4 separate regions of the Homo sapiens genome follow, and all the other regions are linked to region 2. Evidence: chromatin contacts called from ENCODE Hi-C or POLR2A ChIA-PET data. All regions are on one chromosome and are shown on one strand. The core of a region is the stretch at or near the end of the contact, and the rest is flanking DNA. Distances in the headings are between cores, read along the strand shown.

The links. A loop is a pair of places that touch in the nucleus more often than their neighbours do. ChIA-PET counts read pairs that join two places held with the same protein, here RNA polymerase II (POLR2A). Pooled maps may share reads with other maps.
Region 1: a pooled map shows a loop between it and region 2 (10-fold over the local background). The contact joins the promoter of ZNF8-DT here to the promoter of ZNF71 in region 2. A Hi-C loop is called at or near these places in 6 of 50 pooled maps.
Region 3: a loop to region 2 is called in a pooled map, with 3 times the contacts of the local background. The contact joins the promoter of ZNF584 here to the promoter of ZNF71 in region 2. A Hi-C loop is called at or near these places in 1 of 50 pooled maps. POLR2A ChIA-PET finds 5 or more read pairs at or near these places in 2 of 52 experiments (A549 and naive thymus-derived CD8-positive, alpha-beta T cell).
Region 4: a loop to region 2 is called in a pooled map, with 5 times the contacts of the local background. The contact joins the promoter of ZNF211 here to the promoter of ZNF71 in region 2. A Hi-C loop is called at or near these places in 6 of 50 pooled maps.

What each region holds. Positions count from the first base shown.
Region 1 is chr19:58,276,846-58,280,608 of GRCh38, reverse strand. ZNF8-DT (ZNF8 divergent transcript) reads left to right here and starts at 1,867. Exons shown (of 3, transcript NR_187495.1): 1 at 1,867-2,086. ZNF8 (zinc finger protein 8) reads right to left here and starts at 1,654. Exons shown (of 4, transcript NM_021089.3): 1 at 1,462-1,654. The coding sequence starts at 1,527. ZNF8-ERVK3-1 (ZNF8-ERVK3-1 readthrough (NMD candidate)) reads right to left here and starts at 1,643. Exons shown (of 7, transcript NR_144447.1): 1 at 1-1,643. It also overlaps a transcript of ZNF544 not described here. RefSeq lists enhancers at 1,059-1,108, 1,529-1,578.
Region 2 is chr19:56,593,197-56,596,632 of GRCh38, reverse strand. ZNF71 (zinc finger protein 71) reads right to left here and starts at 1,331. Exons shown (of 4, transcript NM_001370215.1): 1 at 1,205-1,331. ZNF71-SMIM17 (ZNF71-SMIM17 readthrough (NMD candidate)) reads right to left here and starts at 1,331. Exons shown (of 5, transcript NR_163263.1): 1 at 1,205-1,331. RefSeq lists a silencer at 980-1,369.
Region 3 is chr19:58,406,712-58,410,227 of GRCh38, reverse strand. ZNF584 (zinc finger protein 584) reads right to left here and starts at 1,579. Exons shown (of 4, transcript NM_173548.3): 1 at 1,063-1,579; 2 at 137-287. The coding sequence starts at 1,080. ZNF584-DT (ZNF584 divergent transcript) reads left to right here and starts at 1,765. Exons shown (of 1, transcript NR_186337.1): 1 at 1,765-3,516. RefSeq lists a silencer at 1,451-1,510 and enhancers at 1,771-1,820, 1,747-2,392, 2,371-2,420.
Region 4 is chr19:57,630,962-57,634,477 of GRCh38, reverse strand. It overlaps ZNF211 (zinc finger protein 211), which reads right to left and starts at 1,310. Exons shown (of 4, transcript NM_006385.5): 1 at 1,042-1,310; 2 at 417-455. The coding sequence starts at 1,131. RefSeq lists a silencer at 991-1,060 and enhancers at 1,501-1,550, 1,621-1,710.

The DNA of each region.
Region 1 (3,763 bases), core at 618-3,117, 1.7 Mb before region 2:
TTGAAGCTCTCCATTCTGGTCCTTGTCTCCTGTGATGGACAGTCTCCAAGATGCTCCCCCACCACCTCTGCCAATGACCTCCAGCCCTGGTGTGGTCCCCTCCAACACTCAACAAGGTTGACTTTGTAACCAGTAAGACACCGTGGAAGTGACAAGAGTGTGAATTCTGAATCCAGGTCATGGAAGGTGTTACAGTTTCTACCTTGCCCTCTCCTGGATCACTTGTTCTGTGGGAAGCCAGATGCCATGTTGCAAGGATCCCTAGCAGTTCCAAAGAGAGGCCTACATGGAGAACAACTGAGGTCTCCTATCAACAGACATGTGAGTGAGCCATCCTGGAGGTGGATCCTCCAGACTCAGGTCTCAGGTGACAACAGCTATGCTGACATCTTCACTGTAACTTCATGGGCCTGAACCAGAACCACCAGCTAGGACATTCCATTACTCCTGTCAGAACTCGTGAGATATTTATTGTTGTTCCAGGTCACGAAGTTTTGAGTTACACAGCAACAGGTAACTAATACACTTTCTCTCAAGCCTTTCTTACGACTCATTCCTTGTCCCCCATCCACAGCAAGAACAAAATAAAACGTGGTAGCATTTCATGCAAATTTGGAGCAACACACATCTGAAAACCTGCAACCTAAGATTATCAAGTCTCACTTTGTGTACCAAATCTGAAATAATGCAAATCCCCATGAACAAACCAACGACAAAAAATAAAAAAAAGTATAATTTCAAAGTTGCAGAGCTTGAGGAAGGATAATTATTGTTGTTTCCTGCCACGCGAGGCAGCTTTATGGAGAACACAGGCCGCAACCACTTTGTCTAGAAAGTGGAGCTCTGATGGCCAGATGGCCCTGCAAACACTGACCGCCCTGCACTGCAGTTCTCCCACAGTCTCGCAGGGGACGACCCTGGTGGTCACTCTCATCACACTCAGTGCGTGGTGACCCATCATTGCCCCCAAGAGGTTGTGCCCAAGCCCCAGGGCAGGGGCTCCGCGGTGCTGGGGTCCCGGTGGGTGTCCGCTGACTCCACGCGTTAAAGCATCTCTATTCGATGATTCTTGCCATCTGGGCACCCGGCCAACGCTACAATTACTGTTATCAGTCAACACGAGGACAGACCTTCCTGGAATGGGCAAGGGTGTCGGCGGGGCGGAGCAGAACGCAGGAGATGGGCCTGCTCGATTCTCTCGGGAATGACCGACCCCAGCCCTGGGGAGGACAGAGCCGCGTGGAGCATGCGCATTCGGGGGCCAGGCGCCTGGTTGGAATCCCGGCCCCCTCTCTGACCAGCCAGGACGGTCACCACGCCCCGACCCGCGTCTGAGTTTCCCCACGTGTCAAGGGCATTAACAGCGGTGCCGCTCTCATCGCGCCGCGAGGTGAAAGGGTCAGTCTGCGCGGGAGACGCTTGCCCGGAGCCCGCCGCCGTCGTTATTGTTGTTATTGTTACCTGAAGCCGGGCCGCCGGCGGCCCCACAGACATCACTCCCGCTACCCCTTCGTCCTCGGGGTCCATGCTGGATCGCCCAGTGAAGGACAGCGCCTGAGGTGATCCCCAGACCAGAGAGGCACTCCAGCCAAAGGGACCACCCGACTCGCCGAACGCCGGACAATGGCGGCCGCACCGGCGACGCGGCGACTACAACTCCCAGTAGGCCGTGCGGCGAACCACAGCCCTCGGCCAATGGGAGTCTCCGCTGGTCTGGCCTTCGACCAATGGAAGCATTATGGCCGATGGCCAATGGGAGCCCCCACCCGCTGGCCTCTGGCCAATGGGAGCACTCAGCTAAGGCTGGTGGGGGCGGTGTTGCTCGGGGCTGCGATGCCCCTTAGGTTGCGGGCAACCAGAGGCCTCACTCGTGGGCAGGAAGCAAGGGCGGACCCCGAGAGATGACTGATTGTGGGGGTGGGGACCGTCTGCTCCTCCTAATGGCTGGGGACCGTGCACGTCTGCGCGGGCCGGACCTGCTCTTCTCGGGAACTTGCGCGGGAGGAGGCCCGGAGCTGCGCCGCTTTACCCTCTGCTCCCCGGTGCCTAAAACGCACACGCATCAAAGTCACAGGACGAGTTAGAGGTTTGTTCATATAAAAGACTTTGGGCTTAGCGGCTGGAAGCGGGGAGGCTGGGAGCGGTGGTTGTGTTACAGGAAAGGGGTCCGATTCAGACCCCAAGGGAGGGTTCTTGGATCTCGCGCAAGAAAAAATTCAGGGCGAGTCCGCAGTGCAAAGTAAAAGCAAGTTTGTTGAGAAAGTAAAGTTGTGAAACAGCTACCCCATAGACAGTAGGACGTTCCTGAAAGTAAGAGGAACGTATGCACCCTAGGTACAATGCTTGTGTATATTTGGGCTAAAAATAGATTTTGGGGAGATGTGCTCTGCTACAAGGGTTTGTGAAAAAGGATTAATTTTCTTACTGTATTTTTCAAGAATCGATATTATTTTTAAAGCAAAATTAGGAATGCCTTTGTTCTCTAGATACCGGGATATCTGGACACTCCCAAGTCTGGGTCTGTTTTAGTACCCATTATTAATTTGTTCCCTTAACCGTAAACATCTAGAGGTTAGGAATACCTACTTTTCTGGGAATGCAGCCCAGCCTCATTTTCCTAGCCCTCACTCAAAATGGAGTCGCTCTGGGTCGAATGCCTCTGACAGCCCTATTGCTTCTCCCTGTGGGTGTTCACTTTGTGATGTGTCTTTTTCTGTGGGTCTGTTGTAGTCCATTAAAATGTTTATTAAAGGTCGGGCGCGGTGGCTAACGCCTATAATCCCAGCACTTTGGGAAGTCGAGGCGGGTGGATCACGATGTCAGGAGCTCGAGACCAACCTGGCCAATATGGTGAAACCCCGTCTCTACTAAAAATACAAAAATTAGCCCGGCGTGGTGGCGGGCACCTGTAGTCCCAGCTTCTCGGGAGGCTGAGGCAGGAGAATCGCTTGAACCTGGGAGGCGGAGGTTGCCGTGAGCCGAGGTCAGGCCACTGCACTCCAGCCTGGGTGACAGAGCAAGACTCCGTCTCAAAAAAAAAATAAAAAGTTATTAAAAAAGAAAAATGGGGAAGCAGATTTCCATTCAAAAATGTTGCATTCAAACCACAACAATTTTTAACTTTTTTAAATTTTACCAAGAGCCAGACACATAGCAGGGAACAGTATAGTTACTTGTTATTTGCTCACCCCCATGGGGCTGATGGTGTAGTCTGAGGGACTGAAGATCAACCATGACATGGCCCTTCACACCGTGTTGAAGGGGTGAAGACGTTACCAGTGGGGACGGAGGAGCTGACTCCCGAGGGGCTCAAGCTGGCCACACTCTCTCAGATCCTTCTGGCCGACTCCTGAGGGCTCAAGCTGGCCACACTCTCTCAGATCCTTCTGGCCCTGTACCGTCTCTGCTTTTTGCTGGGCCTCGTTCCTGAGAAGGAGCAGGTGTTAGGCAAGTTACACAAAATTATGAGAGGACATGGTTTTGGACTGAGCTCCTGCTCTAGGCCTCATGAGACCAGACCAAACCAAGACAGAGTCACTTAGGCTAAATGCCACATAATCAGACTGATACTTTAAGCAGGTAGATCCCTAAACAAACCAGATTTCCAGTCTACCTGAGCAGCATAATAAGGAAGTCCCCTCTGCTTTAATCCTTACAAGAAAAGTAACCTAGTGTTAACTAATTAGCCTTTTCTCTATCTTACAAAAACCACTATTCTACCATTTGCCCCGTGGGAGCTCTCATTCCGTTTTGCAGAGTGGAG
Region 2 (3,436 bases), core at 82-2,581:
ATTCCCTGAACAAATCAACCTCTCCTTGGTCAGAACAGAGTAGGGCACAGAGACCCTTTGGGAGTCTGATCCCACTTTAAGAAGATCCTGTGGGAGGCAGAAGAAACAGCCTTCCTTTTCCCCTCCTCCACCCGGCCCCTGTCACTCCCAGGCCCCTACGCCTCCAGAGCCTTCTATGGGCAGGAAAAAGCCAGGGAACTGTGGGCAGGCAGACTAGGAGAAGCGTAGGGTGAGAAGGTAGTGGCTCTGCTAGGCTCCCTTGTCCAGGCATATAGTCTTTGGAAGAGGCACACCCAGACGCACCCACCCCTGCAGAGTCACACGCAAACATCAAGAAATACTCTAGACACAGGTGGACACACAGAGATAGGAAAGATCCAGACAGGACTGGCCCCTGGAAAGACACAGCCCTACACTCATGCCAAGAGACATGCATGGAAAGAGCAGACATAGTGGACACCCAGAGGGCACCCTCCCACAGAGACACTCATGGACAGAGATCAAGGCTGACACACCCACAACACCAAAGACAAGGACACAGGCAGTCACTCAGAGATATCACCACACATGCATAGGCAGAGACCTGGAGAGACACAGCTCCACAGAGAGACCAAGACTCTGAAGAAGTGGGACACACACACACACACGCTACCACACATGACCCACACGGACATACATGGACACATTCACATTCATTCACAGACCCAGCCTCTGGACGACACGCAGTTTCTCTCTCTGTCTCATACACACACACACACACACACACACACACACACACAAACACACACACACAATCACAATATCCAGAGACACAGCCATACCCTCAGGACGACACAATCTGTCTCACACACACATACAGACCCACACAGACACACACACAGACACATTCACAATATCCACAAAGACACAGCCTCATCCTCAGGATGATATGCACTGCCTGTCTCTCACACAGGCCACCTTCCCCCCAGGATGGCCCTCGTGTTCATGCAACTTTCCTACCTCCAACCCACTCACGCCTCTCCCTCCCTGGCCCCGGCCTCTCCTCAGCCCCTCAGCCTCCAGTCAGCCTCTCCTTAGCCCCTCAGCTTCCCCTCAGCCTCTCCTCGGCCGCTCAGCCTCTCCAGGCGCACCTCGGTCCCGGCCTGCACGCCCTCTCCTGCGCCCGCACGCCCTGGACCAGCACCCAGCCCTGCACTCCCCGTACCTGGGCCTGCACGCCGTCTCCCCGAGGCCGCGCCCTCCCCGGGGCCAGGTTCCGGCCCCCGGCACAGGTAGAGGGTGGGCGCGACCCCGCAGCCACACTCACCGGCTCGCCGCTCTGCCAGGACAATGACCGCGCCCGCTAGGCCCGCCCGACGGCAGTGCGCCTGCGCGGACTGCGCCGGACTACGCTTCCCAGAAACCCGCGCGCGCCACCTCCCCCCGGCTTTTTTCAGCCGAGCCCAGCCGAGTGGAGCCGAGCGGAGCCAACTGAGCTCCTCCATCTCACAGAGGACTCCGCGGCCAAGGAGGCTGGGGCGAGAGGGAGGATTGAGGGGGAGGAGGCAGGGAAAGGGAAGGAGAGAGAAGAGACGGAGGGAGGAAGGGTGGAAAGAAAGACGGAGGGAAAGGAGGGGCGAGGAGGAGGGACAGGAGGGAAGGGGGGAGGAGGGAGAAAAGAAGTAGGAGAGGTGGGAAGAAGGATGGAAGGGGAGGAGGGATGGGGAGGAGCGGGGAGAAGAGAGAGGATGGAGAGGGACTTGGGGAGGAGAGCTGGGGAGGAAGAAGAAGAGATGGAGAAGGAGGAGGGGTTGGAAGAAGGATGGAGGGGAAGGAGGAAGGGCTGGGGAGAGACTAAGGGAAAAGAACAGGTCAGAGAGGAGAGGAACCAACAGAAAGAAGAGGGAGCGGGTGGGAGGAGGGAGGGGCAGGGAGGCAGGAAAGGAAGAGAATGGAGACGGCAAGGAGGAGAAGGAAGAAAGGGTGGAAAGGGGGATGAGAAGGTGGAAAGGACTATAAGGAAGAAGAAAAGGGTGGGAAAAGGAGGAAAGAAAGAGGAAGTCGAGTTGGGGAGGGCAGGACAGGCTGAAGAGAGGAAAGAATGGGTAAGGAGAGGGAGGAGGGAGGAAGGAAAACAGAAAAGGACAAGGGATGGGTGGAGGCAGAGAAATGAGGGGGATAAAAGAGGCGTGTCACATCTGCTGCAGACATTTCTGCAGTCCAGCCAATGGACTGGCCTGAGGGACCATCCCAGGCAACTTTAAACCTGATAATCATGCTTATCTTTAAAGAACACTTTTTAAGCATACAGATGTGCAAAGAAGAAAATGAGCATAGGTGTAGAATAAAATGTATAGGAGACTATCGGTTTGGACTGAGTTCCTGCACTAGGCCCAACAGATCAAATCGAAATGGAGCTACTCATGCTGAAGTTCCAGGCCACCAACTCCAACTAAGTTGTTACCTGACCTCCTCTCAGGAGAGAAAGAGAGAGATAATAGCCAAGTCCCAAACAGGCCAGTTTAGCAGGCATGATAAAAGAAATCCCCTTTGCTTTAACCATGATAGGGAAAGTAACTTTGAAATGACCCATCCACTCTTGTTCTCTGTTTCTGCTTTCCTCAGCCCGTTTCTGTGTATGAAGCCATATTCCTCTGCTTGGATCACCAGAACACTAGTTCTATTTTATAGAAGGAGGTGTGGCTGGATTCTAGAATTGCAAATAAAAAACAACTAGATCTTTAAATGTCAATTCCCTATATCTTTAGATATAAGAAAAAAAGCATTAATCCTTGTTGTGAGTTTCCTTTGTTCTGACCCCTGGTCTCCACATTTTATGATTTATAAACAATCTTCACAGCCAAGCTACTTTCCAGATTAGTTGGGTAATACAGACAGGGGAGCTTACACAAGAGGAAAGGTAGGAACCAGATGCCTGGCTGAGACCCTTTTCTATAGTAAACCACAAAGCCAAGTTTAAAAACATTTGCTGAATGTCCAAGTGGCCACAAAACCATCAACAGCAGCTAGCCTTAGGTGGTGATTAATGATGTATTTAAATGAAATATTTTATTCTGAGATAAATGTGGATTTATTCACGTCAGGTTGTAAAACATAATATAGAAATCATACAGAGAGACCTATGTCTCTTAGGTAATTTCACCCAAGGGCAACATCTTGCAATATCACAAGTAGGATACTGACGTCGGTCCATTCAAGAGACAGAACATTTCCATCACAAGGATCTCTTCCGATATTTCCACAAGGATCCTTCATCTTGCCCTTTTATAGCCACACTCACTTTCCTCCAGACTCGATCATTAGTCTATCCTCCATATATACAATTGTGTCATTTCAAGAATGTTATACAAATGGAATCATACAGTATGTGAATGGTGGAATTGGCTTTTTTCATTCAGCACAATTCTCTGGAGATATATTCAAGTTGCTGTATAGA
Region 3 (3,516 bases), core at 330-2,829, 1.8 Mb before region 2:
CCACCACCCACAATACCTACAACAGGGAATCTGGGAAGGAAAGAGCCCCCATGGTCTGGCTTCGTTATGGACAGAACTTCGCATGGGGAAAATGAGGGGGTAGTCAGTGTGCTGGGGGACAGTGTAAGAGACTTACCCAGTGAGCTAACGAGTGCAAAGTTCTCCAGCATCACATCCCGGTATAGGCCCTTCTGGGTCACATTAAGGAGCCCCCACTCCTCCCTGGAGAAATATACCGTCACATCCTCAAACATCACCAAGCCCTGCAATGATGGGTCCAACTGAGCCTTGGGGTCAATGATGGGCAGAAAAAAACAACCAAAATATGGACAGATGGACACATTCAGGCCCTTGACCTGTATCTCAGGGTCCTATCACATCTCCCCCTGACATTATCTTTCCCTATGAGCTCTAAACTCTTCCCCACCTTACTCCCTACACATACCCTTATACCTTCCTTCTCCTATCCCAGAGGAATATCAGAGCTGCTGGTGTTATTGATGCTTCTGGTGTTACTACTGGAAACTGTGTCCAGCCCAAAGCGACATCAGGTTGGTGACCAGACTGATGCCATCTATGTGCAGGGCCAAGGGCACAGGCTCCACTCTATCTCCTGCCTGCCAATTCCAGTCCCAGAGATCATACCTCTCAGACGCAACCAAACCTATGCTCATCCTTCTCCCTTAGGTCTCAAGTACCTGGTCCCAGGGTCCAGTTTGCCTCCTGCTCAACAGGCACAAAACTGGACAACAGAATGCCTAAAACTGTACACCCCCAGCACAACGTCCCCAGTTTACCCTATAGGCAATTGCCTGGCCTTCCACACGCCGTTCTGCACATGCGTCTCCAGAGGGCCTGGCACAGCAACTACGACCCCATCCTGTCCCAGTCCTGCGGCACATCTCCAATGGCTCCCACTGCCAAGGGCATGCCCCAGCCGTGCATCAAAGACCTCCCCCTGGAATCATACGCAGATCTCCTGCCCTCCTCCAACTCTGCCCTGGCACACGCCGCCCCCCACCTGGTGGGCCCCCTCATTCCTCGGAGGCATCCTCTGCTCACCTCCGCCTCCCCGGCCATTGGACCGTGCGGGCAGAACCCGTGGACTGGACCCACGGCCTCAGCCGAAACGCGTCCCGGGCGCGGAAACCCTCGGCCGCCGTGGAACCTTCCCGGGAAGCTCTCCCCGCGCGGGTGAAATGCGTCCGAAGACAGGGAACCGCTTCCCGGAGCCGCTGGGAAGGAGGACGGTACGGAGGCCCGGGAGACCCACGGCGCCTGTCCGCGAGCGATAAGTCTGAGGAAGATGGAGCCACTCGCCGGTGGGGCACGGCGCGTGGAAGGCGCGGCAAAGGTCCCTGCCCTTCACCTCGCGCAGGGGATCGCGAGGAAGTCACCCCGGCCCACGCAGAGCTGCCTGAGGCGCCGGGACAGCCTTCCCGCCGAGGACTGCGGACTGCCGGGCAACGCCGGAACTCCCGGAACTCCCGTGGCCCGCGCCTCCCCTCGCTCGGCGCCCCTCACGCCACGACCTCCATTCCCGGCTCTCCTCGCGGCGCGGCTGGGTCGTTGCCAAGGCGATAAGGGAGGGCGCCGCTAGCTCCTGAAGCGGGACGTGAACTACATTTCCCATAAGGAGCCTCGACGTGGGGCCGTTCAGACTTGGCCAATGGCGGCCCAGGAACGGGAACGTTCGGGCGGGCCCTGCGTGGGGCGGGGCTTCCGGCGTCGGCTTTCGGCGCTGGCTTTGGGGCGGTTTGCGGCAGTGGGATCATTGGGCGGTGGGCGGTGTGGAGGAGTCTCCGCTGGTCCGCAGAAACGAACGAAGGCGCGAGAATCGGGAAGTTCTGCCTCAGTGACCTGTACGCGTCCTAGCCGCAGTGAATGTTGCTGAACCCCGGTGACCTCACAGTGGAGGGGCGGCCCCATGGGGCCATCGGACCGCGCCGCGCGGGGGCGTTCGCCAGGGCCTCCGCAGAAGCCCGCCTGTGCCCGCAACCGCCCCGAAATTCTCTCCCTGGCACCGTGTCCGCTTTACGGAGCCCGGAGCAAGGCTCAGAAAAATGTCCCAGCCAAAAACATGGTACATGCCTGTCATCAGGCAAGTCTTCAAAGAGCGGCTGGGACCAGGGGCCGAGGGACCTCGTTTAGAGGCGGCTTAGGGGGAAGGTCAGCAGTTGTGTTTCAGTTGTGTTGGGTTTTCGGCGCCCCACAATGCGGGCGACGTATGGGCCACAGGTGTGGATGCCAGGGACAGGTCGCCCTGCACATGGCTGAGGCACGGTAGGCTTGTAGTCTACCCCATATCAGGCCATGGTGATCTCAGGTATGGGGGCCTGGGAGAGGAGAGTGAGTACATGGCTGAGTACGTCAGAGCACGGGGTCAGGGACACATCAGGGGAGGACGCTGGCAGGAGAATAACCGGGCTCCTGGGTGTCCTCCGCTGAATTCAGACGCGTTCATGTTAGAGCAGGTGGGCCTGCGTCCTCCCGGACGAACGGAGTTCTTAGGCAAGGTCCAGAGGAGCTTCTACCTGAAGTGGTGCTGGAGAACTTTGCACTCAGTGCTGGGTGAGACCACTGGCACCATAACTCTCCCCAGCCTCAACTCTGGTTTTTTTCCTCTGTTCTTTCCATGTTCCCCTTGGAAGTCGCTGTTGGTCGTGGCACTGAGGCCCAGATCATGCCACCTCCTCTAACAAGTGGCTGAGTGGACACCCCACACATTCTACCCAAGGGCCGTGAGTGGCCAAGATCGGGGCTCAGAAGTCTCTGAATCTTCACAGCTGGTCACGTTCAGCTCGGTCACTTCCTGTAAGATTCCAGGCACTGCATGCACTGACATGGGTGCGTGTGGGCCCACTGGGTCCTGCCTGGGAGCCTTCCCTGAATGTTCATTTTTTGCAGGTCTGTGTTTGTCTTGGAGTAAGGATTATTCTCGCTTGCTGGGGTCATGGTGTTTTGGCCTCTCCTGGCCTGGACTCTCAAAAACTCATCATCCTTCATAGGTCTGAAGGCTTCTACATTCCCACCAGCAGGTGGACCATATGAACTCAAAACTAGTTGTGGCAGAGGGACCCTGAAGAGATCTACCCCTGGTGAATGCCCCCAGGAGTGGGCTGTTCTCACACCTGGTGCCCAGCCTGTGCCCTCGCAGGTCTTGGTGCCTCCACTCAGCTCAATTCCAGTTTTCTGGCCATGCCCCGCTGTGTCCCTTTCTCTCTCCTTAGTGCCTAGCTGTGCAATGTTTGCCTCTCCTTAACATGTCCTCAGCTGACCCCATATCCTCAGTCCTTGCAACCCTGTTCCTCAGTGACACCTGTGTATTCTCTCCAGTGGAGACACAGGTGGGACACCCCCAAGCTCATGGTACATGCCTGTCATCAGTACCCCTGGACTGTCATGGTGGGTCAGTCTGCCCTAGGCTGGACTGACCAACCTGTTCATTCCCCCACAGGATTGCCCTTTACAGTTCATGAGTTCCCCCAACTGGAGTGCAGACAAGAGCACTGATTG
Region 4 (3,516 bases), core at 61-2,560, 1.0 Mb before region 2:
TTAGTCACTGTGTTCATTCTGTTTTCCACTCTGTATCCTGTCAACACTTGGGTTAGATAAATCTCCCTCCTCTGATCCCAAACTCCAACTTCCTCACAATAGATGCCAAACTTCACAGAAATAAAGGAAACCTGCAGTTCCCTGAACCAGCTCAGCCTCACCTCCAAGGAGTTCCAAAAGCTGGTACCTACCTGTTTCTATCATAAATTTTCACCCATCTTTCCATTGGCTGCTCCAAATGGAAACATTGGCCTGGACTCAGGGCCCTTAGCTCAGGGATTCTCCAGGGTTCCCAAACCAAACGCTGAGAGAATGGTAGGTGAGTCCCATGACACCACAAATCTAAAGAAAATATCTGTCTGGGGAGGGTGGAGGGACATTCCAGACCAGTGAGGGGCTGAGATACCTCCACTTACCTGTGTAAGTTTGAAAAGCACCTCTGTAGCTATGGGAACCTGTGGAAAGACGCAGGCCTCAGAGGAATGTGATCATGGCAGTGCTCCATGGGCACAGGCCTTCCCTGTACCCTTGCCCCGGCCCAGAGCCACGTAACTTTGGGTCGACTGTCTAACCTGTGCGCCTCGGTCCTTAGTGCTGCCTCTCACCAGTTGTGTGGCCTTGGAAAAATATTCAACCTCCCTCTGCCTCAACGTCCTCATCCATCTCTAAAGTCTTTTCTTCCACTGAACAGCCTGCAGAGGATTTTTCAAATTTAACTCAGATGGTGTCTCTCGTTTGCGCAAGCTCTCTATGGCTCCCACGGCCCTAAGAATAAAGGTAGATCTCTCTCAAACTTTGTTCCCTGCAGTAACAATGTGGAGCCCAGGTTCCTGAATGCCCCCTTCTCGGTTGCCCGTCCAAGCCCTGCACGCGCCGGTCCTGTCCCTTGTCCCCCTGCCCACCACATCGGATGTCAGAAATAGGGGCCCCACCCACGAGCCTCAGTGTCCCCGACCCTGTGCTACAGAGACGTGAGCTGGTGCCTCTCACTTGGGACTTAAGAATCTCGGCCGGGGGAGGCCCGGAGATCGCAGCGCTCACCGAAGCCGGGTCCCTCAGTGCGGTCGCCATCCGAGTCTGTGGGCGGAGCTGGACCGGGAGCTGCGGGCGACCCGGGGGGAACCCGAGCATCGCTATCCCCAGGCCGGCCTCGCGGGCGGCTCTGCCCCCGACCCTCAGACCTGACTCTCGCGCCTTCACGGTCCGTCACTTCGATCCCGATGCAGCGTACCAAAGCGGCTGACAGACAGAACGGACCTCCGGGAGGGCAGCCAAAATGACCGCTGCGAAGACGCCACAAGTCCCGCCCTGGGGGGGGCGGGGGTAGACCCACACGGAAATGCCCCTGTCTTGGATTTTCATTGGATCAAAGTACTGCCGCTCGACGCAAGGCTTTCTGGGTAATGTAGTCTCCCCCAGGCTGCGACGGAGGGCGCCTTGTGTGCAGACAGCTGGGAGCGCTAGGAAGCTGCGTCTGCTGCCTTCCAGGGCGACTGAGGGGCTTCGGTGTTTGAGGTCTTAAGTAGGTTGACACTTGAACAACACAGGTTTGAGCTGTGCGGGTCCATTTACACGTAGGCGTTTTTTTTCCCCAATAAACGTTACTTCGAGTGTGCTCCTTTTCCTGCCTCTTCCAGCTCCCCGACCTCTTGCCCCAGAGACAGCAAGACCTCATTCTCTTGCCCAGCATGAAGAACACAAGGATGAAGACCTTTATGATGATCCACTTCCACTTAATGATTAGTAAATGTATTTTCCCTTCCGTATTCTTTTATTTTCCTTTTTTTAATTGGGTGTAATGTCAACGAGCCTCTTACAATTTTCCTGATACCCTTTCTCTGGTCTGTTTTAGTACAAGTATAGTTCTTATACTAAAATATATATAATGCATATATCATACAAAATGCATATATCATATATATTATGCATATATCATGCATATATCATACAAAATGTGTTAATCGACTGGGAGTTTATGTAATTCATAAGGCTTCCGGGCAACTTCATAAGGCTTCCGGGCAACAGTTGGCTATTAGTAGTTAAGACCTAGGGGAGTCAAAAGTAATACAAGCATTTTCAATTCCGCAGGGGTCGGTATCCCTGACCCCTGCGTCGTTTAAGGGTCAGCTGTATATCAGTCTCTAGTGTAGAGGTTCACTTCAGTATTTAGACATCATTTCAGATTCCATGCAGCCCACCCCAGCAGATCTCCACTGGTAGTGGGAAGCGAAAAAACGTTATCTTATTGCTCTTCAAATGCATGCAGCCTGAAGTGTTAAAGTCACTTTTTGTAGGTTTTGTCAGGGACAAAAGACACCAGACAGGGCTACAATGGGAAGATAGTGGAGGGATAGTGGGCAGCCCTGAAGCCAACGGACAAGGGAAGTTCCCTGCTTCTGGTGCCCCCAGAAAACGCTCTCCTGCCTGCAAAGTCAGTTTTGTTCATAAAACATGAAGCTTTAATACATGAATGTTCATTTTCCTTGTATAATCAAAACATTTAATTTTTTTTTGAGACAGGGTCTCACTCTGTTGTCCAGGCTGGAGTACAGTGGAACAATCATAGCTCATTGCAGCCTCCACTTCCTGGGCTCAAGTGATCCTCCCACCTCAGCCTCTTGAGTAGCTGGCACTACAAGCACACCACCACACCCGGCTAGTTAAAAAAAAAATTATTGTAGGAATGGAGTCTCCCTATAGGGCCCAGGCTAGTCTCAAACTCCTAGGGCCATGCAATCTTCTTGCCTCAGCCTCCCAAACTGCTGAGATTACAAGCATGAGTCACCATGCCCAGACAAAAGTTTTTAATGCATAAAATATCAAATTATTATCATTATTTTAAACAGGGCCTCACTCCGTCGCCCAGAAAGTTTATATTATTTTAAGGTACATATATGCACATTGTTAAATGTACACATATACATTTTATATATATTAGATAGATCAAATTTTACGTTTCACAATAAAAATGATCCTTTAGGACAAATTAATACCAGTAAAATAAAATAAAATTAAAAGTTGTGAAATGATTTTATCAAATATATAATGTATTTGTTTACACATTTACTACAAAAATTTATAAGTGGAATGACTACTATTGTACATCTGGTTAGATCTCACAATGGGCTTGTCATTGTTTTTAGGAAAAAGGTTAGAGTTCTTGGCTGGGCCTATATTACAGAACCAACCATTACATATTGCTTCACCTCCTACCATGTATCTCCTCTATATCCTACACATGCTGAATTTCCTCAGATCCCTGAAAGCTGTGTGTGCATTCACATGCAGGGATCTTTCCAGGTTACCTTTTTCCTACCTGAGACTGCTGAATCCTATTGTGCTTTAAAAATTCATACTTTCAGGTAATCAACTGAGAAACTAGTGAAAAATGACATAACTGGCTGGGCACAGTGGCTCACACCTGTAATCCCAGCAGGTGTGATTGCTGCTCCCACCTTGGGAGGCCGAGGTGGGCGAATCACCTAAGGTCAGGAGTTCAAGACCAGCCTGGCCAAC